2 separate regions of the Homo sapiens genome follow, and region 2 is linked to region 1. A link is an interaction called in ENCODE POLR2A ChIA-PET data of the cell type or tissue named here. Cell type or tissue: Caco-2. All regions are shown on one strand. Each heading gives the region's core, and the rest is flanking DNA. Links, peaks and the distances in the headings are about the cores only.

What was found. ChIA-PET counts read pairs that join two places held together with the same protein. Peaks named below come from ENCODE experiments on the same cell type or tissue, not always from the same donor. Only the 100,000 strongest peaks of a DNase experiment are listed, where the experiment ranks them.
Region 2: POLR2A ChIA-PET joins it to region 1 with 6 read pairs; 4 of 35 experiments call an interaction of 5 or more read pairs at or near these places.

The regions. Positions count from the first base shown.
Region 1 is chr16:10,620,451-10,625,822 of GRCh38, reverse strand. No RefSeq gene overlaps it. Among named protein-coding and RNA genes, the nearest start is that of EMP2, 43 kb to the right of the region's middle. RefSeq lists an enhancer at 3,874-4,575. In Caco-2, for the core only: no CTCF peak of the experiment used is centred there; DNase peaks (open chromatin) are centred at 1,102, 3,222, 3,672 and 4,072; H3K4me3 peaks cover 368 bases.
Region 2 is chr16:10,566,114-10,571,485 of GRCh38, reverse strand. The region is part of intron 1 of EMP2 (epithelial membrane protein 2); the gene reads left to right. Among named protein-coding and RNA genes, the nearest start is that of EMP2, 12 kb to the left of the region's middle. In Caco-2, for the core only: CTCF peaks have their summits at 4,362 and 4,561; no DNase peak of the experiment used is centred there.

The DNA of each region.
Region 1 (5,372 bases), core at 242-5,241:
GAAGGTAATGGGCGTGACTGCTTAGTGTGTGCAGGGTTTTCCTTTGGAGTGATGAAGATGTTTTGGAACTAGAGAGAGTTGGTTGCACAACATTGTGAGTCCACTAAATGACATAGAATTGTTGCACTCCAGCCAGGCTGCAGTGCAATGGTGCGATCTTGGCTCACTGCAACCTCCGCCTCCTAGGTTCAAGCATTTCTCCTGCCTCAGCCTCCCAAGTAGCTGGGACTACAGGTGCCCGCCACCACGCCTGACTAACTTTTTGTATTTTTAGTAGAGACAGGGTTTCACTGTGTTAGCCAGGATGGTCTCGATCTCTTGACCTCAAGATCCGCTTGCCTCGGCCTCCCAAAATGCTAGATTACAGCCATGAGCCACTGCACCCAGCCAGGCCTCTGTTTCTTAATATACCTCTTCTGTAGGGGATTTCACTCCTTCCCCTCTTTTTTTTTTTTTTTTCTTCTTTTTTGAGATGGAGTTTCATTCTTGTCACCCAGGCTGGAGTGCAATGGCATAATCTCGGCTCACTGCAACCTTTGCCTCCCTGGGTTCAAGCGATTCTCCTGCCTCAGCCTCCCGAGTAGCTGGAACTGCAGGCGCACACCACTGTGCCAAGCTAATTTTTTGTATTTTTTAGCAGAGACAGGGTTTCACCATGTTGGCCAGGCTGGTCTCGAACTCCTGATCTCAGGCGATCTGCCCACCCCGGCCTCCTAAAGTGCTGGGATTACAGGCATGAGCCCAGCGTGCCTTCCCCTCCTTTTAATCCCATTCATCCCCCCACTGACTCCCAAACTTCTGGCTTCTAAATCCAGGCTCCTGAACTCAGCTCCTGACGACATTTCTAGCTTTACTCGCCCAGCTCCAGGCCACGCTCTGTTCCTCCCTCAGTAAATGCCCCACCAGCCGATCCTCAACCTTGAACTCATCCTTGATTCCTCTCTTTCTCCCACACCCCACATTTAATTCATCAGCAAGTCAGGTGCATACTACCTTCCTAATCTTTCCTGAAATTGGCCACTGCTCGCCTTCTCTTCTGTTACCATCTGAGGTAAGCACCTATTATGTCTCCTGGGCAACGTGGGCAACAGGTACAGTGGGGAATGCAGATGAGTCAACTTGGACTGTGACCCCCCCAGGCGCTTACAGGTGCTACGAGGAGTCACAGGGCCTATACACCACCAGATGCAGCTACATTTGGGCAGACGGGGGCCAGTGATCTTTCAGGAAAAATCAAGTTTGAAGTCAGGCACTTGAGTTGGGAAGGTCCCTGCACTTCAGTGAGCCTCAGTCACCTTGTCTGTATATAATGGTTCCCCCACCGTGAGGATGTCTAGGAAAACCTCAGCATTATTGGGACAGAATGCTTGAGCCCATCTGAGCACCAAAATATGGGTAGAAAAAAATAATAGATCTCCAACACGTTTTAAGCTATTATTGAAATGTTCGTGGATGCCATTGGGTTCAACCAATACATTATTGAATTGATACTGGCCTTCTGTTGTTATAGATTTTCTTTGACAAATCCTGAAAATATAAAGAAGGAGGCCACCTAATCTCATGTGGAGAGAGATTAGGTGGCCTCCTTCTGTCTTAATCTCTCCTCTTCTGTCATTATTTAAAAGAGGTGGTGGGATGACACCATGGTCAAGAGCAGAACCCTCCCTCCCTCCCTTCCTTCTTTCCTTCCTTCCTTCCTTCCTTTCTTTGTTCTTGAGACAGGGTTTTGCCATGTTGCGTAAGCTCCTCTTGAACTCCTGGCCTCAAGAGATCCTCCCGCCTCAGTCTCCCAAAGCACTGGGATGTCAGGTGCTAGCCACTGATCCTGGCATGAGCAGAACTTAACAACTAGATCTAATTTGACTCCACTCCTCACTAGCTGTGTTGCCCTGGGAAAGTCACTGAGTCACTGATCTCAGTTTCCCTATCTGTCAGAGGGGGCCAATATTCATTTCTCCCATTCATGGGTGACTGTGAGGACTAAGTTTGGATGATAGGACTAATACCTCCCATATCTAAGGGGTATTCAGTAATATATTAAGAATAACAGCTCATATTTATTGAGGATTTGCTCTGTGCCAGGCAATTTTAAAAGTACCATCTCATTTTAATTATCACTGAGCCCTGAAACATGGAAATGGAAATTAAGGCACAGAGAGGTTAAGAAACTTACCCATAGCCACACAGTCTCCTTATCTATATAATGGTCCCCCTAAGTGAGGATTTGCAAATAATAAATGACTGATACAGGATTTAAGTCCACTTATGAGAATCCAGGGTCTGAACTACTACTGACCACAGCTTCCCAAATAAAGAAAAAACTATTGTTTAGGGTGGACCCACAGACCAAAAAGGGTCAGGCAAAGGCCAAGCCCCACAGGGGCATCTAAAAGAGCAGAGGACCCCACAGTCTTGCTCTCAGAGGGGCTGATTTGATTAAACGTGTCTCCATTCTCTGGAGAAGAGAGTAATGATAACAATAACAATTGTAGGCCAAGGTGGGAGGATTGCTTGAGGCCAGGACTTCGAGACCAGCCTGGACAACATAGCAAGACCCCATCTCTACAAAAAAAATTCACTGGGCACGGTGGTGTGCACCTGTGGTCCCAGTTAGTTGGGAGGCTGAGGCAGGAGAATCACTTGAGTCCAGGAGTTCAAGGCTGCAATGAGCCAGGTTGGTGCCACTGCACTCCAGCCTGGAAGACTGAGCAAGACCCTATTTCTAAAACAACAACAAACAAAACAACAACAACAACTGGTGCTAACAGCTTGAATGCTTGGGAGATAGACGCCAAGTGCTCTATCTAATCCCCGTGCTCAACCCCGCTTTACAGATAAGGAAACTGAGGCACAGCGAGTCTAGGTCCCTTGCCCACAGTTACACAGCTAGGATGGGTTGGCCCTGGCCTTCAGCGCTTATGCACCCACCACCCAGGTGGCCCCCCACTGGTGCTTCTGCCCCCGCTTCTCTACTCCCAGCCAGTGTCAGTGACAAGGCACTGCCTGGGAGGGAGGCGGCTGCATTTTTTGCCTGGTCCAGAAATGTCAGTGCGTCACTGTCACACAAAGTCCTGGCTGTTGGCTCCTGTGATTCCCAAGGCACTCTAAACAAGTGTCCCTGCTCCCAGGGTGAGGGGTGGGGGGCGGAGCAGGAATGGGAGACAGGTTTAAAGCACACAATTAAAATTCCTAAGGGGCGATATGGAGTCTTATTCCACATGCAGAACATTCTTGGTCTCCATATGGCACAGGGGGCTGGGCTATAAGCCTCTTGCCGCACCTTCTCCCATCCCATGTGACCCCAGACTAGCTCCCCGGTGGAATTCTCTGTGTCTCCGAGACAGCTGGCCCCTCCCTCCCCACCCCCACCCAGCAAGGCTGCTTGGGATTCCTGGCGCTCCTCCGGGGGCAGGCACGGGTGTGGGCACCCATGGGCCGCAGAACCCTGGACAGCCTGAGTTGGGGATATCCGAGGGGCTGCTGGCCCAGGCCCCATGCCTGGTAGGTCAGCACCTGGCAGTGTGTGTGTGTGTGTGCTGGGAGTGGGTGTCTGCAGCCGCCCCTGCTGGGCCCTGGGTTGTTGGTGGTCTCGGAAGATAAGGGAGACCCATCAGCTGAGGGTGTGAATGAGAGAGACCTGCCTTCCCCAGGGGTGTGGGCCTCCTCTCCTGATAAGGGGCTGCCTTTAGGAGCTGAGAGCAGATAAGAGGCTGTCCTTATCCACGAACTGAACGGCAGATCAGGGAGGACCAGGGCGAGGCAAGGCAGGCAGGACACTGGGAGTGCAAAATCTAAGAAGTCTTCACTTTGGGTCACTTCAAGTTTTTTTTTTTTTTCTTTTCTTACTTTATTTTTATTTTTTGAGACAGGGTTTTACTGTGTCCCCCAGGCTGGAGTGTAGTGGCGTGATCTCAGCTCACTGCAACCTCTGCCTCCCAGGTTCAAGCCATTCTCATGCCTCAGCCTCCCAAGTATCTGGGACTACAGGCCCATGCTACCACACCCGGCTAATTTTTGTATTCTTTGTAGAGACAGGGTTTCACCATGTTGCCTAGGCTGGTCTTTGAACTCCTGAGATCAAGTGATCCACCTGCCTCGGACTCCCAAAGTGCTGGGATTACAGGTGTGAGCCACTGAGCCTGGCCTTTTTTTTTTTTTTTTTTTTTTTCCCAGACAGGGTCTCACTGTGTCACCCAGGCTAGAGTGCAGTGGTGTGATCATGGCTCACTGCAGCCTCCAACTCCTGGATTCAAGCAATTCCCTGCTCTCAGCCTCCAGAGTAGCTGGGACTACAGGGCTACAGGCACACACCACCCTATCCAACTAATTTTGTTTATTTCTTGTAGAGACACGGTCTCACTGTGTTGCCTAAGCTGGTCTGCAACTCCTGGCCTCAAGCGATCCTCCTAAAGAGCCTCCCGAAGTGCTGGGATTACAGGTGTGAGCCATGATGCCTGGCCTCACTTCACTCTTGATTATCTGGGGGAAGGCACTGGGGAGCAACTGCCCAAGGGTACATGGTCTCCGGTTGGCAATGAAAATGTTTTAGAACTAGATAGAGCTGATGAACATTGTGAATTCACTGTGAATACTCCTGAATGCTTTAAAATAGTTTCTATTTCATCTTGATTTTTTTGTTTGTTTGTTTGTTTTTTGTTGAGACAGAGTCTCTCTCTGTCGCCCAGGCTGGAGTGCAGTGGTGCGATCTCAGCTCACTGCAACCTCCGCCTCCCAGGTTCAAGCGATTCCCCTGCCTCAGCCTCCTGATTACAGGCGCCCGCCACCATGCCCAGCTAATTTTTGTATTTTTGGTAGAGACGGGGTTTCACCATGTTAGTCAGACTGGTCTCGAACTTCTTGGCCTCGTGATCTGCCTGCCTCGGCCTCCCAAAGTGCTGGGATTCCAGGCGTGAGCCACCGCGCCCGGCCTTCACCTTGATTTTTTAAGAAAGAGAAAGGGTCAGTTATGGCTGGTGCAGCCCATTCTCTTCCTTCCTCCAACCTTATTCTTGAACCTTTCTAAGGAAATTTCTGCATGGAAATTTCCATTAGATACAAGAAAACTTAGTGATTAAAAATTTGGAAAATATCTTGAAAATTTATGTAATAAATCAATCTATATACACATAAGGAGGACCTGCTCTCATGGCCCTTCAACTATAGGGTCTGCATTGGCACAAACCCATGGACCTCATCACATTTTACGCCTCCCTTGGCTCACCTTAGTCCCGACTCAGGCCCCTGTCACCTCTTAAGGGTGCTCTGTGCTTTTGCATCCTGTCACCCTATGTCTGTCCCAGCACAGATGACAGCTTTTCACCCTTTTTATGGGTCAGCGCTTGAGTTTAAAGCACCCACTCTTAGTCTGAAGC
Region 2 (5,372 bases), core at 49-5,048, 54 kb after region 1:
TGGATAGAATGCTGATTTCCTGTCCCCACCTGAAAGTAATGATATCAGAATCTCTGGAGGCAGGGGCCAGGGCACAGGGGTTTAAGGTGCCCCCAGTGTGGTTGGTGGTGAGACGTACTGGTCTAACCCCTTCTCTGGACTCATCACTCTCCCCTGTTGCTTTCTCCTCTAGCCCACTCTTTTTTCTTAGTTCCTGCAACTCTTTTTTTTTTTTTTTTTTTTTTTTTTTTGAGACGGAGTCTTGCTCTGTCACCAGGCTGGAGTGCAGTGGCGCGATCTCAGCTCACTGCAGCCGCCGACTCCCTGGTTCAAGCGATTCTCCTGCCTAAGCCTCCAAAGTAGCTGGGACTACAGGTGCACACCACCACGCCCAGCTAATTTTTGTATTTTTAGTAGAGGCAGGGTTTCACCGTGTTGGCCAGGCTGGTTTCTATCTCTTGACCTCATGATCCACCCGCCTCAGCCTCCCAAAGTGCTGGGATTACAGGCATGAGCCACCGGCCCCTGCCAGTTCCTGCAACTCTTAATCCTCTCTCACCACTGCTTCTACCTGCTCTTTCCCTCGCCCTTCTTCTTCTTCCACATTGCCTTCCTCTTTCTGTCCAGCTAATTCTTTATCCTTTAAGACCTTTAAGACTCATACCAGGCCAGGCATGGTGGCTCATGCCTATAATCCCAGCACTTTGGAAGGCCGAGGCAGGAGGATCGCTTCAGGCCAGGAGTTTGAGACCAGCCTGGGCAACATAGTGAGACCCCATCTCTACAAAAAAATAAAATAAAAATTAGCCAGCCAGATGTGGTAGCTCATGCCTGTAATCCCAGCACTTTGGGAGGCCGAGGTGGGTGGATCACTTGAAGTTAGGAGTTCGAGACCAGCCTGGCCAATGTAAAGAAACCCTGTTTCTACTAAAAATACAAAAATTAGCCAGGTGTGGTGGCACATGCCTGTAGTCCCAGCTACTTGGGAGGCTGAGGCAGGAGAATTGCTTGAATTCAAGAGGCAGACGTGACGGTGAGTTGAGATCACGCCACTGCATTCAAGCTCTGGGTGACGGGGCAAGACTCTGTCTCAAAAAATAAAATAAAATAAACATTAGCTGGGTGTGGTGGTGTGCACCTGTCGTCCTAGGTACTCCAGAGGCTAAGGTGGGAGGATTGCTTGAGGCTAGGAATTCAAGGCTACAGTGAGCTGTGATTGCACCACTGCACTCCAGCCTGGGTGACAGAGTGAGACTCTGTCTTTAAAAAAAAAAAAAAAAAAGCCACCATTTTTTCAGGGACACTTTCTAGCCCTAAGTTAAGTCAGGTTTTCTCCTCTGCCATTAGTTCTGATGGTATTTGTTTAAGCCCAGCAAGAGCTGGCAGGCACAGGGACCATCGCTTCCTATCTGATAGTTCACCAGGGCACCCCGGTAACCATCGCGATGTATCCCCAGTGTCTCAGCAGACCCAGGGGAGGAGTGGGAGAAGGGAGGCTTGGGTGAGCATTGAAGGGGAGGCTGCAAGGGCAGGGGGTTTGGAAGCCCTGAGAAGTCACTAGGGTCAGGGCGGCTGCTCCCTCTCCCTCCTGCAGTTGGCTCTGTCTGGAGCCACATCAGGCCCGAGTGGCATGATCAGCATCCGTTTATACCAGTGTGACATGGGGTCACATTCTTCCCAGACCAGAGCCTGAGAGAGGCTTAATCATCGACACACCCAGAGTGGGGTCTGCATGCACGCAGGCATTTGGAAATGACTCCTGTAGCATACAGGCGATGTTAAAGACTGTATTATGCTCGTGTTCATTTCAGTGTATTACTTAAATGTCCCTTGGCAAGTGATGCTGATTTTCCATTTACAGCGTAATGCATGTTTAAAAATGAATCGGGCTGGGTGTGGTGGCTCATGCCTGTAAACTCAGCACTTTGGGAGGTTGAGGTGAGAGGATCACTTGAGCCCAGGAGTTCAAGACTAGTTCAAGGAACATAGGGAGACCCCCATCTGTACAAAAAATAAAAAAATTACCCAGGTATGGTGGCATGCACCTGTAGGAGGCTGAGGCAAAAGGATCACCTGAGCCCAGGAGGTCAAGGCTGCAGCAAGCTGTGATCATGCCACTGCATTCCAGCCTGGGCAGCAGAGCGAGACCCTGTTTTAAAAACAAAAAACAAAACAGAATAAATATTTTAAAAATGAATCAATTTAAGCTTAATGTGTTTTAAGGAAAACTGTTGAATAGTGAGTAGAACAGGTGGTGCACCCACAGAAATGATCACAGTGGTGTGATTGACACTGAGGGCCTACCCAGGTCCCATTTGCTGGATCATGTACTCATCACCTCCAGCTGTCATGAGTGCAGGCTTCGAATGAATTTCTTCTTGGTTTCACCCAAGAGTATACCTTAGAAAATTCCTAGCACAGCTGGGCGCGGTGGCTCACGCCTGTAATCCCAACCCTTTGGGAGGCCAAGGTGGGTGGATCACCTGAGGTCAGGAGTTCTAGACCAGCCTGGCCAACATGGCGAAACCCCATCTCTACTAAAAATACAAAAAATTAGCCTGGCGTGGTGGCAGGCGCATGTAATCCCAGCTACTCAGGAGGCTGAGGCAGAAGAATTGCTTGAACCCGGGAGGCAGAGGTTGCAGTGAGCCGACATTGCGCCACTGTACTCCAGCTTGGGTGACACGAGTGAAATTCCATCTCAAAAAAAAAAAAAAAAAAAAAAAGAAAATCCTAGCACAAGAATCCACACCCCTCCCTTTGCTTCTAGGTAACTGGACCTAAGGCAGTGATGCTCAGGGAATGCAGCTTTAATCCGACCGTCCTCTTGGTCTCTGTCGGAGGAACTGTGGGCCCAGTGAGCAGGTGCCACTTGCCCCAGGTTACCCTGTGACACCCTGGCAGGGCCAGTTGGAGGAAACAAAAGATAAAGATGTACCAACGACTTTTCTTCAATCACTGGTGTGTTAGTGGGACAGGATTTGCCACTCTAGCAGCAGGGTCTTGGTGTTGGGAAAATAAGTCTGTTCTTTTTCCCAGGAGGCATCGTGAAAAAAGCATTTAGTTCTCTCTCTGGAACCAAGCAATCTGAGAGGCACCTGTGAATACACATGTAAATATATAATAATACATAAATATATACATATATAAAATACATATATTGGTGTATATGCTATACTTGACCTCAATTCACCAGGAACGTGAGGCAGCTGGTGCTTTGAATGTTTTCATTTAAGGACCAAGGGAAGTGGTTTGCAAACCTTGCTGTTTATTGGAATCACTGGGCATCTTTTAGCACCTATTGGTGGGGGCTGTCCCCAGAGGTTCTGATTTAATTGGTTTAGAGTAAAGCCCCAATGGTGTGCCCTTCTACTTCCTGCAGCCTGATTTTTCTGCAGCCCTGGTATTGCTGTAAATTGATCATGGCTAAGCCTTTGCTGTGTTTTCTGTGTCTGTCTTCCTTTATTCTATAGCTCTGGGCTTCCTGAGGCAAGACGGTGGTGAAGGGTATGAGTGTTCCACTCCCAGCTCTGCCACTTACTGGGGGTGTGACCTTTGACAAGCTACCTAACCTCGCTACCCCTCCGTTTTCTCATCTATAAAATGGGGATTGCAGTGAACCCAAGCAGACAATATTCTGGTGGAGACTATCTCCAATGCCTCAATTCTTCCATTTCCCCCTTGCTTTAGTGGTATTTCATGCTGCTCACAGCGGGAGTCCATGTACAACCCTGGGAGGATGTGAATCAAGGAGAGCTTTGGTTTGCTGTATGAGGGTGTTACGGCCCTGGCAGTCCTCTTTGGGGAAACCCGAGTCTCTCCACTTTGCCTTTTCCTCAGGGGGTCTTAGGGCTCCTAGAGAACCAGTGTCCCATCCTGCTAAAGCCCCACCTTGGACTTGACCCTCCACACCTGGCCTTACCTTGAGCTTCCTGGCCCTCCCTGGGCTGTGGAACGAATGCCTGGCTCACCCACCTTGGTGTGTTCCAGAGCCTGGTCTAAGCCCCTGCTCCCCCTGCCCCAAGCATCCTCATTGTGTTTTTACCACAGTTTGCAAGCAGATCATGAGCCATGGAATTATTCATGCTCCCTGCCCTCAGAGGAGTCAGAGAGCTGGAGGCCATGGGGCTGCCAAGGGGAAGAGAATGCTATATTGTCATCTCAAGGCTTGAGGCTTCTTGGCGAGACCTGGAGTGGGGAGGAAAACACTCTTGAAAACAGCATCCCTCACTCCACTGATAATGACTTAATATCTGCTGTGGACCAGGCACTGTGCTGGGCACGGGGACAGAGCAGTGATGAGACCGACATAAATCCCTGCCCGCTGGGAGCTTCCATTCCAGACAGCAAGACAGAAAAAAGAAGTGCACAGCGATACATAAGAAAATGGCAGATAATGTTTAGTGCTTCAAGAGCTGAAGGCAGGCAGATCACGTAGACTAGAAAAGTTGGGGAGGCTTCTCTGCTGACTTAGGAGTTGGGGCTGAATGAAGAGAAGAAGTCAATTACACCAAGATCTAAGAACATTCCAGAAAGAGGGATACGCACATGCAAAGGTCCACTACTCTGAGGGGTGGGAGGTGAGCTTGGTTTGTTGGGGACAAAGAAGGGGCACTGGTTTGAGGCATGAAACCAACCTGACAGTTTTTTTTTAGCTCTCTGTGAGGGCCGCCACCTTGTGGTCCATGTCTTTCTGTCCTCCCACAGTGCCTGCAAAGAGCCTCGCATGCTCTGTGTACTCAGCGAACACACTGATGGACAGGTAGTCACCTGTGAAAATGGTGACACACACGCCCCACCTCTTGGGGCATTCAGAGAAGTGGAGAACTGACTTCGTGGTTGGAGACCACTGAAGACAGAACTGGAATCAGTGGAAGAGAGATCCCTGTTTAATGCTGTTTTCTGCACAGTGGGATTCATGATGCTGGGGTGATTTTAGATAGCTCTGTCATCACATGACATTAAATCACTGGTGGGAAAGCGATTCCCTTTTCAGTTCTCTTTCAGTTCTTCTGATTTCATCAAGGGGGGAGTCTTAGCTGAGGCTAAGGTGTTTAGTGCCTCTTTAACTCTAGTTTCCCCTCTTTAACTTAGAGCAGGTCTGCAGCTTAGTTCCTATGGCAGGCAACAGCCTTGAACCAGAATTTGTGAACTTTAGGGGCAGGGGGTATTTGTTTTCACAATTAATTTCTATTTATGGCAAATGATGCTGATTTTCCATTCCCAGGGATCCAAAAGATTTCTTTTTAAAATACATTTATTTATGTTAGAAAGTGGGTTAAGGACAATTATGAAGGAAAATCTTTCAGCTGTACTCGAGAAGGTGGTAGACAAATGACTGAAGTTTGGGAACCCTTGTTCTGAAGCTTAGGGTCCGGTAATCAGATGTGGTC